2 separate regions of the Homo sapiens genome follow, and region 1 is linked to region 2. A link is a contact called in ENCODE Hi-C or POLR2A ChIA-PET data. All regions are on one chromosome and are shown on one strand. The core of a region is the stretch at or near the end of the contact, and the rest is flanking DNA. Distances in the headings are between cores, read along the strand shown.

Region 1 (3,807 bases), core at 535-3,034, 580 kb after region 2:
TCACTTGAGCCCAGGAGTTCAACACCAGCCTGGGCAACATGGTGAAACCCTGTCTCCACCCCCACCCCCAAAAAAAATGCAGCTGGGCGGGGTGGCGTGCACCTGTGGTCCTAGCTACTCAGGAGGCTGAGGTGGAAGAACTGCTTGAGACCAGGAGGTGGAGGCTGCAGTGAGCCATCATCACACCACTGCACTCCCTCTTGGGCAACAGAGTGAGGCTCTGACTTCCAAAACAAATAACAACAACAAAAAACAATTTTTTAAGAGTCTCATTTTAGTCCTTTCAATTCGTGACACACTTTATTTATTTTTAATTTTTTTGAGACAGAGTCTCACTCTGTCGCCCAGGCTGGACTCCAGCGGCGCAGTCTTGGCTTATTGCAACCTCCGCCTCCCAGGTTCAAGCAATTCTCCTGCCTCAGCCTCCCAAGTAGCTGGGATTACAGGTGCCTGCCACCATGCCCGGCTAATTTTTGTATTTTTTAGTAGAGACAGGGTTTCACCACATTGGCCAGGCTGGTCTCGAACTCCTGACCTCAAGTGATCCACCCACCTTGGCCTACCAAAGTGCTGAGGTTACAGGCGTGAGCCACCGCGCCCAGCCTGTGACACACTTTAAATGAATTCAGGGTTGACTCATACACAGCACGCCTGGTAATAACATTGAAAACAAAGTCTCCTGCCCAAATTCTAACAGTTACCACCACAATGCAGAGCCCTCTCCTGAGAGATAATCATTTCTGTACAGTTAATGATGAAAGAGTGACGCTTTCATAACAAGACCAATGATGGTTTCTGTTCCCTCTCAGTCCAAATCCAGTGTCCGTCTCCTCCCAAAACAATAGGTTATCCTCTGATCAACGCTGACAAAATGAACCCTGTAGGAAACACACAAGTATGGCGCATCTCTCAAATCTTAGCTCTTTGAAATGACACCAGGCAGCCGACTCTGAATCACAGCTACATTTTAATCCATTTTCCGACACTCCAAATGCTCTAAGCTATTTTCTGTATAACCACTGCCCTCACGGCGGGCAGCCTGAGAGAAAGATCGTCGCGTGAGGGGGTACCTTGATGGGGGTCCGGGCTCTGCTACAAACTGGCTAGGTGAACTTGAGCAAATCCCTCCCTCTCTCGGAGCCTCAATCTCATTAACTCCAAAGAGAGACAGCTGGACTCAGAAGACCCCTCAAGTCTCCCACATTTCTAAGAATCTAACAGCTGGGGGTCACAAGGGTAACCAAGACTCTAGCCCCATAACATATTGTTTTGAGATTACCTAACCTAACCCTCTAGCTTCAAAGACTAAGATCCAGAAATGAAAGTTGCCTGACACTCAATCTAGTGTCCTTCCCACAGGACATCATTCCTTCTACGAAAACGAACACACGAGAAAATGGCATCTGAACATCTGAAAGCCCTGCCTCGACTCAAGAGACGGGCAGGTAGCCTATTTCATCTGATTTTTGTCCCTCGTGAACTTCCACCTAGCTGGAAAGGGCAAAGCGCGAGCTTCTAGGCCACACCCTAAGTAAATCCGGACCGCCCTACGCAGGAGCAGTCGCACCTGCTCCTAAGCTCGAGGTGAAGGTGGCTCCGTCTCCACCCGAGCTCGCCTCAGAGCGAGCCCGCGACACAGAAACATCTCTCTTCAGACCCCAGCTTGGTCCAGGTTGCCCCACGCCCCAAGGTAGTCTCTCCGCGCTGCTATACCTGCTCCGCCACGGCGCGACCCCGTGCAGTAATCCCAGACATCGGTGCCCCACGGACGTCGCCATCTTGTCTGCTCCTTCTCAGCGTGCCACGCCCCCTTCACACGCTGGGCGCACGCTTAAGGCGTCACGAGTCTCGAGTTCAGTGGGCCAATGAGAAAAGCGCGGGTTGGGGGCGGAGCCGACTAAGCTCCGCCCTGTGGCTACTCCCCACCTAACCCGCTTGGCACCTGCGGAGGTAGGGGAACTAGTGGAGCTGTAGGTTTCGCTAAACCTGGGCTTGGTCGCAGCACTGCCACTCCTCCTCCTTCCCTCTGGGTGCCTTTCCTCATGTACCTGGAAAATCTGAGTCATCCAAGATCCAAGAATGTCGTTTCAAGTGATCGAACTTGCTCATTTTACGGATGGGGAAACTGGGCATCCATGACTCAGCTCTCGTTTTTTAAGCGCCGGAGTGTGTTGTGAGCACTTTGCAAGCATGGTGTCATATCATTCTTATCTCCTACCGCTGTGCTGCCAGGGAGACCGGGGGCAAACGGTCTTGGATCACCTAGAAATGCAACCAGTCGTTAAATTCGGTGCCTGGTGCTTGCTCTTGAAAAGGTTCCTATCTTCAATTGTAAGAGGAAAACGAGTTTTCAATCATGTCTGCTACTTTTTACTGAGCACTGACTAGAGACTCGCAGCTAGGCCCGAGACATTATCCCCATTTTAAAGATGAGGTACCTGAGGCTCAGGAAGGTTAAGCAACATCTTCAAGGGTACATAAAGGGCATATGCCCAAAGACTATAAAATAGTGAAGCCAGAATTTGAACATACGTCTCTGACTCCAAAAACCATGTCCTAAACATCTTCTTCTTTTTTTTTTTTTTTTGAGACAGAGTCTCTCATTGTCGCCCAGGCTGGAGTGCAGTGGCGCGATCTCGATTCACTGCAAGCTCCGCCTCCCGGGTTGACGCCATTCTCCTGCCTCAGCCTCCCGAGTAGCTGGGACTACAGGCGCCCGCCACAACGCCCGGCTAATTTTTTTATATATATTTTTCGTAGAGACGGGGTTTCACCATGTTAGCCAGGATGGTCTCGATCTCCTGACCTCGTGATCCGCCCGCCTCGGCTTCTCAAAATGCTGGGATTACAAGCGTGAGCCACCGCACCTGGCCTAAACATTCTTCCTTTTAAGCCCTTTGTCAGAATCTGGCAGAATTTGGGTCCAACAACTGAAGGAATGCAGCCCTACTTTTTCATCTGCTAAGCTGATAATCACAGTTGCCTTCACCAGGCATTTGACAGGAGGAGGAATATGCTCCCTGGTCCCTGCAGGTATTTCTGTGTAGTTGGCTTAAGTTCAACTAGGGCATACTCAGCTCCTACAGAGAGCTTAAAAGGCACCAGGTTTGGTATTGGGGGGAAGAAACCTCCCTTTGTCATGGTTTTCAAAAGTCGGAAAAGAAAAAAACAAATGTATAGAATTGGTTTTGGCCGGGCGCAGTGGCTCACGCCTGCAATCCCCACTCACTGGGAGGCTGAGGTGGGAGGATAGCTTGAGCCAAGGAGTTGAGACCAGCCTGGGCCGGGCGCGGTGGCTCACGCCTGTAATCTCAGCACTTTGGGAGGCCGAGGTGGGCGGATCACGAGGTCAAGAGATTGAGACCATCCTGGCTAACACGATGAAACCCCATCTCTACTAAAAATACAAAAAAAATTAGCCGGGCGTGGTGGCGGGCGCCTGTAGTCCCAGCTACTCTGGAGGCTGAGGCAGGAGGATGGCGTGAACCCGGGAGGCGGACTTGCAGCGAGCCGAGATCGCGCCATTGCACTCCAGCCTGGGTGACAGAGTGAGACTCCGTCTCAAAAAAAAAAAAAAAAAAAAAAAGGAAGTAAAAAAGAGACCAGCCTGGACAACATAGTGAGACTCCATCTCTTTTTTTTTTTTTTTAAGAGGCTGGGCACCGTGGCTCACCCTATGATCCCAGCACTTTGGGAGGCCAAGGCGGGCGGATCACCTGAGGTCAGGAGTTCGAGACCAGCCTGGCCAACATGGTGAAACCCCATCTCTATTAAAAATACAAAAATTAGCTGGGCATAGTGGCGCCT
Region 2 (3,472 bases), core at 451-2,950:
GGCGCCTGACCCTCGTTCTGGATAATAACATGGCATCTCGCCCAGGTAGAGAAAGCCTAGGACCTTGAAATATGTCCTCCGAAGTGAGCTCTGTTTGCCTCTCCTGCTGTGTAGCATTGACAAGTCGCTTTCTTCTGTGCCTTGATTTTCTTTTTTCTTTTTTTGAGACAGAATCTTGCTCTGTCGCTTAGGCTGGAGTGCAGTGGCACAATCTCGGCTCACTGCAACCTCTGCCTCCAGGTTCAAGTGATTCTACTGCCTCAGCCTCCCAAGTAGCTGGGATTACAGGTGCATGCCACTTGCCCGACTAATTTTTGTATTTTTAGTAGAGACGGGGTTTTTGCCGTGTTGGCCAGGCTGGTCTCGAACTCCTGACCTTGGGTGATCCACCTGCCTTGGCATCCCAAAGTGCTGGGATTACAGGCATGAGCCACCGCACCTGGCCCGTGCCTTGGTTTTCTGATGTGTAAAATGGGACCACTTCTCAGGGGTGTGGGGATGAAATGAAATGACACATGGAAAAGACTCTCAGTGTGGAGACTGGGCCTTTCCTTAGATGGGGGCTGGGGGGTGTCACAGAGGACCTGAACCGGGGCTCTTCTGGGTTAACAGGCTGAAACCACCTCCCCAGAATCCCACATTATAGTGGTTAAAAGCAGGGTCTGGACTCAGAAGGTGCTGGGTATGAATCACAGCTTTACTACTTATCAGCTGTTGTCCTCATCTGTAAAATGGGGCAATAGTCATGGTCTCATGTGCTTGTTATGGGCATTATATGCCTGGTACATGGCAAGTACAAAATAAATGATTTGTTATTGTTTTTATTTGACAGGACTCCAGACCCCATCCTCCCAACTCCACCCACTTTAGTCTCCATGGAGACCCAAGGGCGGCTTTAGGGCCTCTGGCACTGAAGATGGAATAGCTTTGCCTTGTGGATCTGACCTCCTGGGTACCCTGGCTGATTCCTTGTTTGGTCTTGGACATGTCAGCTCTCTCTGGGCCTCAATTTCCCCCTTTTGCTGAATGACAGCCTGGACTCCATATTCCCTATTTAGGACTCCAGCGCTCCTAAAGGCAGACTCTCAGGGCTTGGAAGGTAGAAGCATGCTACAAGAAGGCAATGTCTGTTCAAAGGTGTGTGGGCTGGGGGAGGCGTGCTGTGTGATTGATTCTGCTCCACCTGAGATGGTCCCGGCACTCCAACACAGGGTCAAGGTGCTGCCAGTCACTCAGTCCCTGCTCTGAGGTGGCTCAGACCAGGTGTCCCGAAAGCAGCCTAGGGACGGCGGCCAAGCTTAAACACTGACGCGAGAAAGGGGTGGAGTCGAGGGAGGGGACGTGGTCTCAGGAACAAAGAGGAGGGCGGAGAGGGGCTGTCCTGAAGGCTCTGAGACTCCTACGACCCCAGGAAACTTACCTCGGCTCGGGGCGCCCCCCCCGACTTGGCGCAGAGCCTGCGTCCCCCTGCCGATGCCCACCCGACTCGCTAAAGCCACCGAGGCAGACGACCCCAAGACTCCCAATTTCCGACCTCCCTGGCCCGCGAGGGGCGGGGCCTTCCTCTCGGGGCGTGGCCGTCAAATTGAATTTTCCCAATGGGGCACGAGAGTGGGAGGTACCCAATCGAGGGTTGGCTGGCGCGTCGGGGCAGGGCGGGGCCAGCCGGGCTGCTGGCGCGGCTGGACGGGCAGCTCTCCGCAGAATCCAGGGGACGGTTGCTGAGCGGGCCTGGGACAGCGGGTCGCGGCACCTCCGGCCTGCGCGTGTCTAATCCGTCTGTCGGGTCCCGAAAGAGCTAAGCCGAGCCTGCGCCGGACGGGTGGGCTGGACTGAGAGGTGGGTGTGCGGACCTCGGGGGGGATCCTGGTGCTGCCCCAACGTGTCCGGGGGTGGAACCCGGATGTCTAGACAGGAGTTCTGGAACGTCCAGACCTGGGAGCCCCCACCCATACGAGAGGTCTAAGCCATGGGATAAAGTTATGAGACTGTTGGGGGAAGACGCCCCCGGATTCCTAAGAGACTCCACGCCCCACAGGGGCGCTAGTCTGTGGCGGCAGAAACCCTGGGGAAGCTGCCACAGAATCCTGAGGCCCCTCACAATGTCCGGCGACCCCAGACTGTGTGACAGGGAGATTGGAGAAGAGCAGCGGCAGGGATCTTCTTATAATCCCATGGGTGTCCTAGATTAGGCATTAGGGTCAGCTGCCCCATAGAAGAACAGACATGGGGGGAATCAGAATGTCCGCAGAACCTAAGGCTGGTGACCACTGGACAGTCTTGAAGAGGTTTAACCCAGACAGAGTAACTAGGTAAGAGGCAAGGATCCTAACAGGCAGAGATTGGGAGGTTGACACCTCTGAGCCTACCAGGATGGGAGGGGGAACAAGCAGTGACTTGAACAGGCTGGGACCCACACACCCCAACTGTGTGGAGCGGTAACCCTCACCCCCCACCCATGCACCGTATGGGGTGACTTCCCAAGTGACTGTTCTGAAGAGAGGGAAGGGATGATTGAAAGATGAATCAACAGGAGGTGGGGGGCAGGCCTGGGGCCACACATTAGTCAGTCACCATACATTAACTAAGCATCCACAGTGTGCCAGACCAGGGCCCCTCAAATTCCAGACAGACATTAGTTGGGGCTACAGGAGGAAGGAGAGATCTGCGCTGGGAGGCTGGGCCAGGATTTAGGGGTCCATTTTGATGGGCAGCACTGGGGCAAGATGGGGCTCTTGCCTCTGTCACTGAGAGTGTTCCAGGCCCTTGAGGGCACTTTGGAAGGGAGCTTCGGAAGCCGGAGATGACGAAGATTTTGATTACATCCTTCTCTGCCCTCTAAGTCTTTGGCTTCCTCCTTGCTCAGTGACAAATCCTTGGCCCTCTCCAATCTTCTCAGTTTGCCTGAAATCCAGGGGTTGGGCAGGTCAGCTTCTGAAAGCCCTTCCAGGTGGGGAATTGAATTCTGTATGAATTGGCAGGAGGTGCTGGGTGCCTGGACACCTGGCTTCAGGAGGTCTGGACAGCAGAGCTGGCTCCAAGAATCGGAAGACACAGTGTACCTTCCTATACCTGGGGGAATGACAGTGGTGGTGGCAGCAAGAACTACGGGTTCAGCCCACAGCCAGAAGCTGAGCCTGCGGAGTGGGTGGGGGCTGGGTAGGCCCTGTGGATGGGTGGGTGGGGCAGGAAACTGGAGACTGGAGTGCACCCCCTGGTGGTAAGCACAGCTTGGGTGGGTCTTGCCAGGCCCTGGCTTCTCAATCCAGGTCCCTGCCCTCCCTGTTTTGAGGTTTAGACAGGATGAGAGTCCATCCCAGGCCACACAGCAGACTGGCGGCCAAGCTGGCAGGGCTGGAACCAGAGACCCCCTACCCTGGGTTTGGTGAGTTTTCCAGCAAACCACCCTAGGGCAGAGGGCAGCTTCCAGCCAGGAGCCACATTATAGGATGGGACAGTAATGGACGCTCCT

The links. A loop is a pair of places that touch in the nucleus more often than their neighbours do. ChIA-PET counts read pairs that join two places held with the same protein, here RNA polymerase II (POLR2A). Pooled maps may share reads with other maps.
Region 1: a pooled map shows a loop between it and region 2 (9-fold over the local background). The contact joins the promoter of PISD here to the promoter of SMTN in region 2. A Hi-C loop is called at or near these places in 1 of 168 maps with a recorded cell type or tissue (CD8-positive, alpha-beta T cell) and 7 of 50 pooled maps. POLR2A ChIA-PET finds 5 or more read pairs at or near these places in 1 of 52 experiments (H1).

The regions. Positions count from the first base shown.
Region 1 is chr22:31,660,431-31,664,237 of GRCh38, forward strand. It overlaps PISD (phosphatidylserine decarboxylase), which reads right to left and starts at 1,785. Exons shown (of 8, transcript NM_001326411.2): 1 at 1,714-1,785. The coding sequence starts at 1,778. RefSeq lists enhancers at 517-1,410, 706-845, 819-2,018, 1,236-1,285, 1,526-1,825 and 1 more.
Region 2 is chr22:31,079,618-31,083,089 of GRCh38, forward strand. It overlaps SMTN (smoothelin), which reads left to right and starts at 1,701. Exons shown (of 21, transcript NM_134269.3): 1 at 1,701-1,839. RefSeq lists a silencer at 1,583-1,742.